Linked DNA regions of Mus musculus: region 2 is linked to region 1. The links are chromatin loops, found by intact Hi-C in ENCODE. Cell type or tissue: left cerebral cortex. All regions are shown on one strand. Each heading gives the region's core, and the rest is flanking DNA. Links, peaks and the distances in the headings are about the cores only. Region 1 has its middle 11 kb from the start of Gm19276. Region 2 has its middle 40 kb from the start of Gm19276.

Region 1 (6,517 bases), core at 968-5,967:
TCCTGAAAGAAGGTGTGTTTGAGAGTGGTAAAAAAAAAAAAAACAAAAAACAAAAAAACAGACCGAAGTCAAATCATGGGGTTCAAGCTGACAGCCTGTGTTCTGCTTCGGACAGCTTTCCTGTCAGCTCTGTTCCAGGGTTGGAAACCACATCACACAGTCCCTTCCACATGACCAAGCAGAACTCAGCACACACCTCTCACTAATTCCCAGAATCCGCTCTCTCCTTGCTAGTCTCCCACCTCCTATTTCCTGCCTCAGATCATTGGCCATAGGCTGTTTTATTGACGGGTGATGCTTATAAGAGCTTCTCTCTATGGATGGCAAGATGACCTAATTTGAAGGCTGGGGAATTAACTGTTTCAATACATCTTTAGAATTGTGAGAGAATAAGTTCTGAACCAGCAAATCTGTGGTAAGCTGTTGTGGCAGCCAAAAGGCACTAATCCCATGGGGAAAGAGAGACTATAATACACTTGATGGAATTTAAAGCATGGACCCAGGGTGGATTTTTACTTTATATTATATAAACTTTCCTGGAGTGGTTATGAGCACAGTCTGAGAACTCCCCCAGAGGTGGAGAATACACGTTCATGTTATCTGAGGACAGTATAAAAGAACTAAGGATTTTTTTTCCTCTCCTACCTTGCCAAGTTTTGCTCAGTTAATAGACCGCTTTCACTTGTTCCAATGAGCAGTTCGCAACAGTGTCAGTACCACTCTGTGTCACTGCTGTCTTCTTTCTATGCGATTGCTATCCATTTATTTTGAATAGGTTTGGCCCCATAGATTCATGTATTTGAGTGCTTGGCCATAGGGAGTGGCACTATTAGGTATGGCCTTATTGGAGGAGGTGTGCCTTTGTTGAAGGAAGTGCATCACTGTGTAGGCAGCCTTCGAGATGCCACATGCTCAGGCTCCACCCATTCTGGAATCTGAGCCTCCTCCTGATACCCTGCCTATACAATCTCTTTCTGGCTGCCTTCAGATCAAGATATAGTCCTCTCAGCAATTTCTCCAGCTCTACATCTGCCTGAAGGCTGCCATGCTTCCTACCATGATGATAATGGCCTGAATATCTGAACCTATAAGCCAGCCCCAATTAAATGTTTTCTTTTATAAGAGTTGTCTTGGTCATGGTATCTCTTCACAGCAATGAGATCCTAAGACACCATTACTCCATCAGATAGATCACTACGAAGTAGACCTGACCCAAAGTAAAAGTAGTATTTTTGAGCATAGGTCTTAGACTGGATTGTCAGTGTGGGAATCCAGGCCCAATTTTCACCACATATGTCTTTACTATGATTAACTTTCTCTGTGTTATACATTCTGCATTCTTAGAGCTCAAGTCACATAATAGGAGGGAACCTCAGTTGAGAAAATGTCTCCCTAAGATTGGCTCTTAGGCAAATCCGTATGGCATTTTCACAATTCGTAATTGGTGTGGGAGGGCCCAGCACACTATGGGCAGGGTGACCCTGGGGAATTCCTGGGTTGTATTATACAACAAACAGTGTGAGTCACAGAGAACTAACCAATAAGCAGCATTTCTCCCCGGCCTCTGCTTCAGTTTCTTCCTCCTGACATCCTTCCATGATGAACTATAAACTGTTTTTTTTTTTTTTTAAGGCCCTTTCCTTCCCAAGCTACTTTTGATTGTGATATTATCATACCAATAGGAAGCAAGCCAGCACAGACCCCACCTCACAGCGCTGTATTATGACACATGGTGAACAGCATGGAATTGAGATGATGGAGTCATCAAGTAGTTTTTGGCTGTATCCAAACCCACAAAAACTGGGGGGAGGGGGTAATTAAACCCTGGCCATGCACAGCCTCTCCCTAGACCACCCATGAAAGCTTTTGAGACCCTACCTACTCCACTCAATGTCAAACCCGGACAGCAGTAGCCTTTCCTTTCTACACCACAATAGAAGCTCATCCTTAGAAAAACATGGAGGAACTACTAAGATTATCCTTCCATCACTCTGCTCAAATAAAACAAAACCTGTCTGCCTACCCCTCCAAGGAGCCATCCTGTGAGGGAGGGAGAGGATGTGCAAATAGTGACATTCCCTGAGAGAGCTAGAAACTGACCCTCTAAGGGATGTGAATGTGAGATTTCATGCCAATGCCACCACTCCAGAGGCATGAATCCACAGTTCAGAAGGGAGGAGAATTCCAACAATTCCCAGAAGGAGTAATACAGGGCTGTCTAACAACTGCATTCAGCCAAGAGGAGATGGGGAGGGGGGAGGGCATGAGGGCTGGCAGTAGGCAACAAAGCCATCCTGAAGTCCACATCCTGGCCACAAAGCATCCCATCTAGTCAAAACAAAACTTGATTCAAATTTCTTCTTTCCCAGAGGATGTTGGACCTGGGTGTGTCATGCCACTGTATCTGACGCACTTCTTTTGTCTAAAAACCACCAGATTTCTAAAATCCTGCCTGACTTTTACCTGGACAAGTTTGGATAATGCATGGGTGTTTCCTTCTAACAATGTCCCCTCTCCCAAGCCACATCCGCCTCTTTGGGTGCTCCATTGCAGCCCAGTGTGGGCAATCTGTGCAAAGTCTACGTTTCTCCTCTTCCTGCTGAGGTCTGCTTCAGAGCCTGCCGGACTGGGTGGAGTGTATGAGTAACCATGGAACCAGCTGCTCGCTGCAGGCTTCTCATCCTTCCCTGGATAGAGTCTGTCCTTTAGAGTGTTTAGCCTCAAGGACCGCATCAGAAGCCAGAAGGGTTCCCCTGGAGGAAATGGAAGTGTTTTTCATGGCTGCCTGCCACAGTGTGCAGCAGGAAAAGGGAGGGGTTCTCTTTGGCAACACGCTGGTGGCCGCCCAGCCAGCCCCTTCAGGACCTGTGTTCTCATTTCCCAACTGCAGGGTGTGTTGGCTGCTGGCTGCTTATAGATGAGTCCCTCTTCAGGAATTGCCTCCTGCCAAAGGCTACACCCTTTCCTCTAATATCTTCTCTATAAAGAGAGACCCATGTAGGGCACAAAGCTTCGTCAACTTTACCTCAGCAGGGTCAACTCTGCAGTGCCTTCCCAGCTCCAGAGCAGAGGCCCTGATGCAGCCGCTTCCTTTCTTACCTTCTCCCATTGCCCAGTCAGTCTCTTAGCTTCTCTCCCAGGACTTGTTCCCAAAGCACTTGAGTGAAAAGTTTAGCCTTGGTGTCTATTTCTTCATCTCTAGCCTGTACCAGCATACGCAGGCCAGACAAAGTAGGATGAATCTATTCTACTTGCAACACCAGAAGGAATTTTTACTCCCCAATGAGGTCCTAGCTCCCTGAAAAGGATTGAGCATCCTGGTGGCAACTGAAGAAAAAAGTTAAACTCAGAGTTTGATGGAGTTAGCATGCATCTGGTTACAATGACAATTAGCACATCCAGTAGCTCAAGAAATAAAGCTCTTGGGACTGAGGTTAAGTCTCTCTGCAGGTAATGTGCTTTTTGTAGACACATGAGAATATGAGTTGCAGTCCCCAACACCCATATAAAAGCTGGATGTGTTAACACATGCTTGTAGTCCTAGGACTTATAGAAAAGACAGGAGAATCACAGGGGTTTGGTGGTCAGCCAGCTTAGCCAGTCAGTGAGCTACAGGTTTATCCAGAGACCCTGTCTCCAAAAATAAAGTAAGGAATATTTAAAGTACTGATATGAACCCCTGACCTTCCATAGGTGTACACACACACACACACACACACACACACACACAAAAATAATAAATATTTTTAATAGAATACATCTAATCAAGTAATGGTTAGTCAGATCTGATGACGGCCCCAGTGTCGAGCCCAGATGGATGTAGACTGCATGGTGGTATGTTGGCTGTGTTACCTTTACGTGGTTATAGTTTTCTCATTGTACACAGAATTGTTTGAAAGCAACTAAGAAACAGGAAACAGGATGCCCTTTCTGCCTTCCTTCTGTCAGGAAGCAAAATCTTCACAAATTACTTCAAACTGACTTGCCTACTTCTTATTGGCCATAGCTGACCACATAGTGGTCACTAAAGCAGTGAATGGAAAAGGGAATTTGAATGACATACTTGACTAAGGTGGGCTTCCCCAAGGCCTGCTCACCAGCTAAGATGGAGCCAGGACCTTCTTCCTGTCTGTGCAGCTGACTAAGAGGCTATGACTGACAACGCATATTCTTAAAGTTGGTTTCACATAAACTCTGCACCTTTCCAATATCAAACTTCCATGTTTGACTGAAACAGTTTCCAATGAACTATTGGGAAATTTATTCTTTAAAAATATTTTACTTTTGTGTGTGTGGGTGTTTTGCCTGCGTGTGTGTCTGTGTGCAGTGCCCTTGGAGGATGTTGGAGCTCCTAGACCTGAGTTGCAGCCAGTTGTTAAAAGCCAGGTGAGCAGTCTGTCTCCTTGGCTTTTTGAAGCTAAGGGTCCTTAACTTGCGCCTGCAATGTTTCATTTCCTTTGATTTGACCTATTGTTCTAACAAAAGGTCTTTGGAGAATGACCCGGCCATCCAAAAAATTCAGTGCTTCTCTCTTAACAAAGCTCTAGAAAGTGCCATGAAGAATATTCTATAAATGTCAGACAGTGACATTTATATATGACTCATGTCTGCCGCTGCCAGGAATTCCAGAGAATCTCATACTGCATTAAGACTTTCAAACTCGTGACCAAAGTGGCTGCTTTGTCTACATCTTCCTCTCTGTCTTCCAAGAAAAAAACCTTTTTGATACTGGTGAGGAATTTGAAGAAAATGGCCCTCCAGGAATTTGAGCATGATAGGATGACCATATTTCCAGGTACCCAGAGACTGACTTGTCAGTGCTGCCTCCCTACTTGTTCCTATGGTCCTCTGTGGAAGGTTTTGTGGCCAGTGACTCAGTCACCAAGTCCACACACTGTCCAGCTCACCTCAGTGGCCTTCACTGTGAAACAGACTGAGTCATGATAGTACGCCCAATTATTTGGAGCCAGTGAATGCTAATGAATGTGAGCAGAAAAGATCCTTGCAGATGTGATTAAAGACACTGAAACAGAATATGACCCTGTATCATCCGAGTGGACACTGAAGAAGGAAGACTACGGGGATTCCCATAACTACAGAAGCAGAGAATGGAGTGAGCCACCCAAGAACCAAGAAATACTGGCAGGTGAAGGTGAGGGAGCAAACTACAAATTCTCCCTCCACATGATCTTAGCCAAAAGGCTGAGAAGCAGTGGATGTTGGTGTCTTCTTGATTATGCTCCACTTTTTCCTGAGGTAGGGTCTCTTGTTTGAATTCAGAGTTCACCAATTTGCTTGGACTAGCTAGTTAGCTCGCTTCTCTAGTGCCCTGTTCTGGGATTCAAGATGGTAAACCATGTACGACAGGAATGGGATCTGACCTCTGGTCCTTGTATTAGTATCAGACTTTCCTCTGTGAACCTTCTCCTCAGCCTTCATGTTTATCTGTGCTGCAGTCTATTGGGGTTCCCCTTACACCCCCACTTTTTAGGTAGCCTTATTTTGCTTCTGCCTTTGTCTTCTTCATATCGTTCTTGTCAGTATTCTCATGTCCCCAAAGTCTGCCAGCCAACTATCCATAACGTCACTGCTTTCACTGAGAACTGCCAGACATGAATTCCTTCCAGTAGCTTCCGCTCTACCTGCCAGATGGGAACATTGACTATGTCTGGAAAGATAACCAACCATCCCAACCATCCATGGTATGATTCCATGTAACCTATGTAAAGAGTACTAGCTGGGATTTGTTTAGAATGTAATATATGTGTGTGCATACAATACAGTAAGGGGGAAAAAGAAAGAAAGAGATGTACCTTACTGGACTATGGAGTGAGCCTAGGACATCCCACATGCTGGGCAATTGCCCTGCTATAGAGCCTACTCACAGCCATCTCTCCTTTCTGGTTTTGAGACAATCTCATTAACTAGCTAGGCAAGTCTTGATCTCAGAATCCTCTGGCAGCTTCCATAGTACCTGGGTTTTCAATTCTATATCTCTAAAACTGATTTCTAGGCCTTTTTTTTTCCCAGTAAGAAATTCAGAAGCCCCTGGCTTCTTCCACAGCCTAACACCTAACTACTAATGCTTCCCTGAGTGACCATTTGACTTGAAATTCTACCCTAAAGCATTAAGCAATTTGAAAGTATACTCCTCTGCTGTTCCATGACTCAGTCAGTTGCTGGAGGTGCGGTTGTCGTCTCTCCATGCCCTAACAATTAAAGCAAGGCCAGAGGAAGTGCAGGGTCCCCCGCCCCCACAGCCTGACTGCAAGATGAGTGGATGTAGAGTGTGCAGCCCGCAGTCCTCTGGGACCAGCTTTACTTACCAAGAGATAATGGCCGCTGAGATGCTCAGTCCTCTTAATCTCAGTGGGTTGGTTTTGTAGTCAGTCTAATCAGAGAAAAAGGAAATGAGCTAATGCAACACCACCACCCCCAAAGCCCCCGATTCTTAGGGTTTGGCGTCATCCCTGCAATTCTTTCCTTGACCTCACCGGAAAGCAGCAGAGAAAGAAAC
Region 2 (6,517 bases), core at 1,092-6,091, 51 kb before region 1:
ATTGTTTAAGACTTTACACTTTAACCTCGTACTTACTTATTTACTTATCTATTTATTTATTTAACTTCTTAGGAACTTGACATGACTTCTGTGTTGGAAATTTCATTCTAGACAGGTACTTCTTACCAAAAAGATGAGACGATAAGGTATTGTGTCTGAACAATTGGCTAGTTGGGCTTTGGAGAGAGAGAGAGAGAGAGAGGAATAGAAGTGAGGTGGGGTGGAAATGGGGTGGGCACAGGGGTAGAGGTAAGAGGGGGGCTGCAGAAATATCATGTTTGGTAACACTTTTTTTCTTTGCGAGATGACCATTGAACAAGCCAGGCTAGACCACGGTGGTCTAGATAATCCTAAATTTCCACATCTCTTCCTGCGCTGGCATTTCTCATTTTGTTTAATATCCCCGTGAGGCTGAGTGTTTCTGTTCAGCAAGAAATATAAGAAATATTTATATAACTTTCTAGGAAGAATTCCTAAGGTAACCTCATACACATCACACCGTGAAAACTATCAAATAATCGTGTATTTTCCTAGTCATATGTCTTGAGAGGTGTGTGTCTATGAAGAAAGAACAGATAGTGAGAGAAGAGCCAGAGAGTCCGTTTGGTGATTCCAGCTCTTTGAGTGAGCTCATCTTTAGTCTTTAGTCCCCAGGGTCTCACATGTAATGTCCCACAGAATCTGCTGTCCTCCTGGGGAGGGAACTACGAAGCGTACGAAGCTGCAGCTGTTTATTTGGAGATCTGAGTGTTTGGAGGTGCATTTTGGGAAAGTAGGGAAGCTTTTTTGGTCCATAGCAGATTCTCTCTCTCTCTCTCTCTCTCTCTCTCTCTCTTTTTGTGTGTGTGTGTGTGTGTGTGTGTGTGTGTGTGTGTGTGTGTGTGTGTGTTCTAGCTCACCCTTAGCCTGAAGACTCCTGGAGGACATCTCTCCACAGATGCCTGTGACACTGGCCACAACCCGTCCAGATGGCTGTCCCAAGTTTCAATGCTTAGCAACTGGCTGCAGAAACCATTTTAGCTGCCATATAATGGTGAAAGGCTCCCAATTTCATATTACAGCATCCTGAAATGAGTAACTCGGCCCCAGCATCCTCAAACAAGAAACTCTCCAAAGAAAGAGCTTACATATAAGCATTAATAATTTATAAGCATATTGATTACAGACTTGCTACGGCTGACTCCCAAGTACCACTGAAGTGACATCATCCTGGAAGCCACTTGCTTGTGGAGTGGCTGCTTTCTTGTATATGTCAATATTTCCATGGGAAGGCATTAGGAACTGGTCTTCTTAACTGGATCCTCACTATCCACCAAACATTCACTTTGCCTAGGAACCGTTGAGTCAGAGGGCAGTTAGCACCTTGATGACATAGCATTCACCTTTCTCTGTGGCCTTCACTCCAATGTTCTTTCTTCTTTATCAGGAACTTGTTTTGATATTTTATCCTCTTTCTCTGCCTAGTCTTAAGTCCCAGTTAATATAAGTAATGAATCGTCCATTTCAAACTCTTTGAACTTGTATCATGTATACAGTTGGCTTATCACTTTACATGATTAAAGTGTATGGGAATATATATATATCACTTATATATATTCCCATACACTTTAATCATGTATGATTTAGTCATGTATACTCATGATGTCTAGATTGTCGCATGTATATTAAACTTGGGTAATATTCAAATCACCTATATATGTATATACGTACATATATATTTAAATTTAAAAATTTAAAACTAACAATATATATTTATATATATTTTGAAAGACACGGAGTGAAAGATCATGTATCTATATGTTGACAGTAACTTTTCAGTATTAGAAACGCTTCATTTGCTTATTTCTCTTCATTTTCTTGTATGCTTCCCAAGTTTCCAACAATACTCAAGTATTGTTTTTATAGCCATAGAGAACCAGAGTGCGTGATTTGGGGATGATAATAGGAAAGCATTGTGTGTGTGTGTGTGTGTGTGTGTGTGTGTGTGTGTGTGTGTGTGAGAGAGAGAGAGAGAGAGAGAGAGAGAGAGAGAGAGAGAGTGTCTTAGAACTGGTAACTGAAATGACCCTTAACTAATTTTCCACCTAATGGACACTAACATGATTGATGTCACCTAAACATTCACTTCTCATTAACAGAGCAGGGAATCCTGGACAAATCCTATCAGAGCCCGAGGAATCAATCAGGATTATCTGCAAACACTTAATCCCATGCACATCCTGTTTCCGGGACTTCCCAGGCGCAGGCATTGTGAGCCTTCCAGGCAGCTCCTGGGGGCCCTGGAGCAGCACTTGTGACGAAAGCTACCACAATGAAGGGCTGCTGACGTCAGGATTGGAGACGTCCCAGATTTCCTCCCCAGCAGTCAAGAGTCAAGGCGTTGGAGATCTTGACCGTGAACCGCCGCAGGCGGGAGAAACCACAGTACAGTACGGTTAAGTTGGTGTTGCCGATAAAGAGACAGAATAAATAATGTTTAGTGTGAGTGCATCTCAAACATTGCCCAGGATTCACTTATACTAAAGGATTAGTTATCATTTCTCTGATGTTCGAATTTAACTGAACTTTCTTACTGTGCTTTTAGTTGTTGGATATGGTAAAATGGAGAGCCTTCGCTGTCCCCTTCTGATTGGTTCGCTTTACTTATTAAACGCAGCTTTCCTGTGACCACTTATGTTTTATAAATACATGTGCCAGACCATTCTGATCACGTTGCTGCTCTAAGTAAGCCTGGCAGGTAATAAACAAGGAGGGACTAATGCAGAAACTTGGACTGGGCTGGCTGTGGGAGGGAGAGCCTCCAGTATTCTCCCTGGACACTGAAAGCAGTAAAGAGCTCTCGTGGTGATTGACAGGACCATTTCTTGACCGTTAGCTGGCCTGGTTGTTGTACAAAGAAGGTGGTGGTGATAGCAGGCAGTGAGCTCACTACCCTGCCCAGACTGGAGCTGTTGTTCCTCTGAGTACGAAACTGTCCGGGGGCGAGAGAATTGGGCAACGAGAAAGAAACCGCGTGTGAGGTCGAGCTTGGGTCATGGCCTTGCTTCCCACAAGGCACCTCTTGTCTCTAGACTGGGGAAGAACTGATGCAAGGCAGTCTGAGACTGAGAGCCGTCTATCACTGCAGGTGAAGTAAACAGCTAGCCAGCTGGCAGAGTTTGAGGGTCTGACCCAGCACCCTCCACTACCAGCAATGTCTCCCAATCCCAGTCTTTGGTCTCACACCTTGGGGACATCAGGTCATCTGGACTAGATCCTTCCAAACAAGTACATGAGAAAAGACTCTTTACCTGACAGTTTCTTTATGGATCCTGTCTGCCCCCTTCTGGCCTCTGCAAGCACTGAATGTATCTACTGCACAGACCTGCTGACAAAACCCCACACATATAAAATAAAACCAAAGACTCAACCTAGCAATCTATTTAGTTACTGTGAAGAAGCAGATGCTGTGCGGTTCTGGTGTGCGTTCCCTCTCGGTCTGCAGCTCCCTCTCCCCACCTCAGCCCGAAGAGCTTTCAGAGAAGCCAGGAGAGTGTTATGGGTTGGATGACATCATTCTGAAATCCTCCCCTCCCCCACCCCCATACTTCAGAATGTGACCTCAGCTGGATATAGGTTGTTGTAGATTATTAAGTTAAGATGAAGTCATTAGTGCAGATCTTGATTAAGTACATGTGCGTGGCTGAACCTTTATGCAAGTCAGAAAGTTGGACACAGAGGCAGACGCACAGAGGGAGACTGCGATGTGGAAATGCAGGCAAGAAACAGGGCGATACATTTTCAGGAGAGGGAATGTCAGTGAATTACAAAGGATCACTAGGAGCTGGAAGGAGGAATGAGTCCTGTCTGGGAGCCCTTGCACTTCAGGTCCCACAGTTTAACACAGTACAGTTCCCTTCTTTTGTCAGAGTAGCCCAGGAAACATACATATCACCTTGACCACATCGTTCTTCTCTTTGCTTAACGTTCATAGAGGCATAAAGAACAAAAATGGCTGGAGGGTGAAGAGGAGAGAAGTGGGCGTGGGTGTCTCACAGCAACCTCAGAACTCCGAGCCTCCGACTGCTGTTGGGCCAGAGCCCAGAACTTAAGAATTTCCCAAAGTGAAGAAGGATTTGGGGCTGCCAGGGACTGGTCCTTCGGAATCAGCCCATGATCCAACAGAACTGACTGGCTCTGACTTCCCACATAGTTCAGTGCCTTTCTTTGCTGCGTCCCCATTGTTTCTCCTAGAGATGGGGTAGGTCTTTGGCCTCTCTAACACCTCAGGATTCAATCTTCTCCCATCTCTAGTTTTAAAGGCTTCTAGCTTCCGTTTCCTGTTTTACTGGCCCCGCCCTGGTTTTGCTGTTAGCACTCATGTGTTGACACAGAACCCTCATGGGGACCCTGGCCCAACTTCTTTCTCTTTTTACGTGTCTGTGTTTACAATATGTGCCCGTGTGTATGTGCTTGTGCATAGGTAGAGTTGTAAAGGCCTGAACTTGCCCTCGCGTGTGCTCCATAGGTTGTGCTCCATAGGGTTCCGTTTTGCGGAGGCACGATCTCTCGCTGAACTTGGAACTCTATTTCTAAGTAGTCGTCTAACTAGTCTAACTAGTCGTCTAACTAGTCTAGCTAGCTAGCTTGTTCCAAAGATCCCCATTGTCTGATTCTCAAGCACTAGGATAATAGGCAGCCTCCACACCCACCTGGATTTTATGTGTTCTGAGGATCTCCATCTTGCCCCACTGAGCCATTTCCTCCAGCCCCAGCCTTACCCCATGTAAGTCCCCAATAACAGAGCAAGGATGTGAGAGGCTGTGTGGGAATCATGGGCGAGAGCAGAAGGCAGGGTGTAGAGAAAAATTACTTGGCTCAAATCAAAATAACAGGAGCAATTATTCATGCCTTGGATTTCCTAGGCACTTTTGTATATAACTCCTTTAAATACCATATCCTCCCAGAAGAAGACTGTTAAGGCAGATACCATTGGGTGGGGGGTGGGTGGGGTGGGGAGTTGTTCTATTGTTTTTGAACATCTTCATGTTACAGCTGAAAAAACTGAGGTTCACAGAGTTTTCAGAACCTGACTTAAATCACACAGTTAAAGAGGAAGGAAGACAGTAAGTATCTGACTTTCGGTTGTCTGGTTTAGTATTTGGTTTAGTAGTTCAGGACATCAGTCTAGAGCCTTGAAGCCACTAGGCCAGCATTCTAGCCCTGACCTGCTCCATCAACCCATGTGTCTGTTTTCAAACACAAGTTGTTTGTGACCTTCAAGGCTCTTCCCCCTCCCTCCTGCTCGCCCTGCAGCTCAGCACTCAGAAAGGAATATGCAGCAGCGGCTGGGCCAACATGATGTAAGCAGAAACAGACCAAAACAGTCACTGACTTGGCTCTCCTTTCTTGTCAAGTACAAACTGGCCCAATACCACACGCCAATAACAAAAGCACCTTGCGTGCATGTAACACTTCACAGTTGCCAGCGTTCTTGTAAGCATTTTCAAGTGGTTCTCACAAATAATCCTATGTGGGATGCAGACAGAGCATGGTAATCTTTGTTTTATAAATGAAACAACCAGACAACTGTTTACTAGATCTTTGGCAGGACACCACAGTTAAAAGTAGAATCCAGATCCAATGCCTCAAGTCCTTCTTCCCTACTTCTGGGAAGTAAGGCTAGACCAGAGGAGGCAAATACTTGATACACAAAATTTGGCCTATCATCCTCAACATAGTTCCCCAGGCAGCCATTATTAGCCTGAACAAGGCAACCGAGCAGCTCCAAGCAGAAGCAGTTCTCACGGCAGCCTCAGAGACCTTATCCCTGTCCTTAGAGACATGAATCCCTGTCCTTAAAAACCTAATTTGAGACCTCAGAAAAATCTTCATACATATCCCAGGACAGTAAGTCTTACTGATTAATCTTTAAACACAACAATAACAATAGCTAGCCTGTGAACACAAATCCCAGAGGTAAGCAAGACGAGAGAGCAGTGGAAACTGGTGATGGTGTGGCTATTGCTTCCTCCACTGCCACACCCTGGTGGTACTGGAAGAGTCTAAGGATCTCAACTCGACTCAAACATCCACATTGTTGTGAGGCTACATTGTCAAGGGAAGAACATACATCGCTGAGCAGTTATCGCTTGAGCTGTGGTTTTTCATTCTCGAACTATACAATAAGCAGGCCTTTGTCTACCGTTGTGTTCCCCGTTCTGCACTTGACAGGAGCAGAGCTGGGGAAACCCAGGTTTCTCTGCCTGTGCTGTGTTTGCTGTTTTGCTGTGAGCAGGCTGCCTGTGAATGCATTTGTTGTTCTGGGTGAAGAGAAAACAAGTCCCATTCTCCTATCATGGATGTCATATCATGAGTATCGTATCATCAACATCATATCATCAATATCCTATCAGAGCATGCTCTCTTCATTCATCTTAGTAGCTCCAGTGCAGAAGGTTCTGGAGTGGTCAGGTACAATGGCAGTGTAGTAGCCTCCTGTCCGTGGCCTTGGCAGAGGTCTCCTGGGTCAGCTTCC

Evidence for each region. Hi-C counts contacts between places; a loop is a spot of excess contacts. Peaks named below come from ENCODE experiments on the same cell type or tissue, not always from the same donor. Only the 100,000 strongest peaks of a DNase experiment are listed, where the experiment ranks them.
Region 2: it touches region 1 in a loop (5-fold over the local background); 8 of 42 quality-filtered maps call a loop at or near these places.

Annotation. Positions count from the first base shown.
Region 1 is chr15:10,814,660-10,821,176 of GRCm38, reverse strand. No RefSeq gene overlaps it. Among named protein-coding and RNA genes, the nearest start is that of Gm19276, 11 kb to the left of the region's middle. In left cerebral cortex, for the core only: a CTCF peak has its summit at 2,869; DNase peaks (open chromatin) are centred at 2,682 and 4,628; H3K27ac peaks cover 1,988 bases.
Region 2 is chr15:10,865,838-10,872,354 of GRCm38, reverse strand. No RefSeq gene overlaps it. Among named protein-coding and RNA genes, the nearest start is that of Gm19276, 40 kb to the right of the region's middle. In left cerebral cortex, for the core only: a CTCF peak has its summit at 3,357 (motif pointing left); DNase peaks (open chromatin) are centred at 3,379, 3,819, 4,061 and 5,418; H3K27ac peaks cover 802 bases.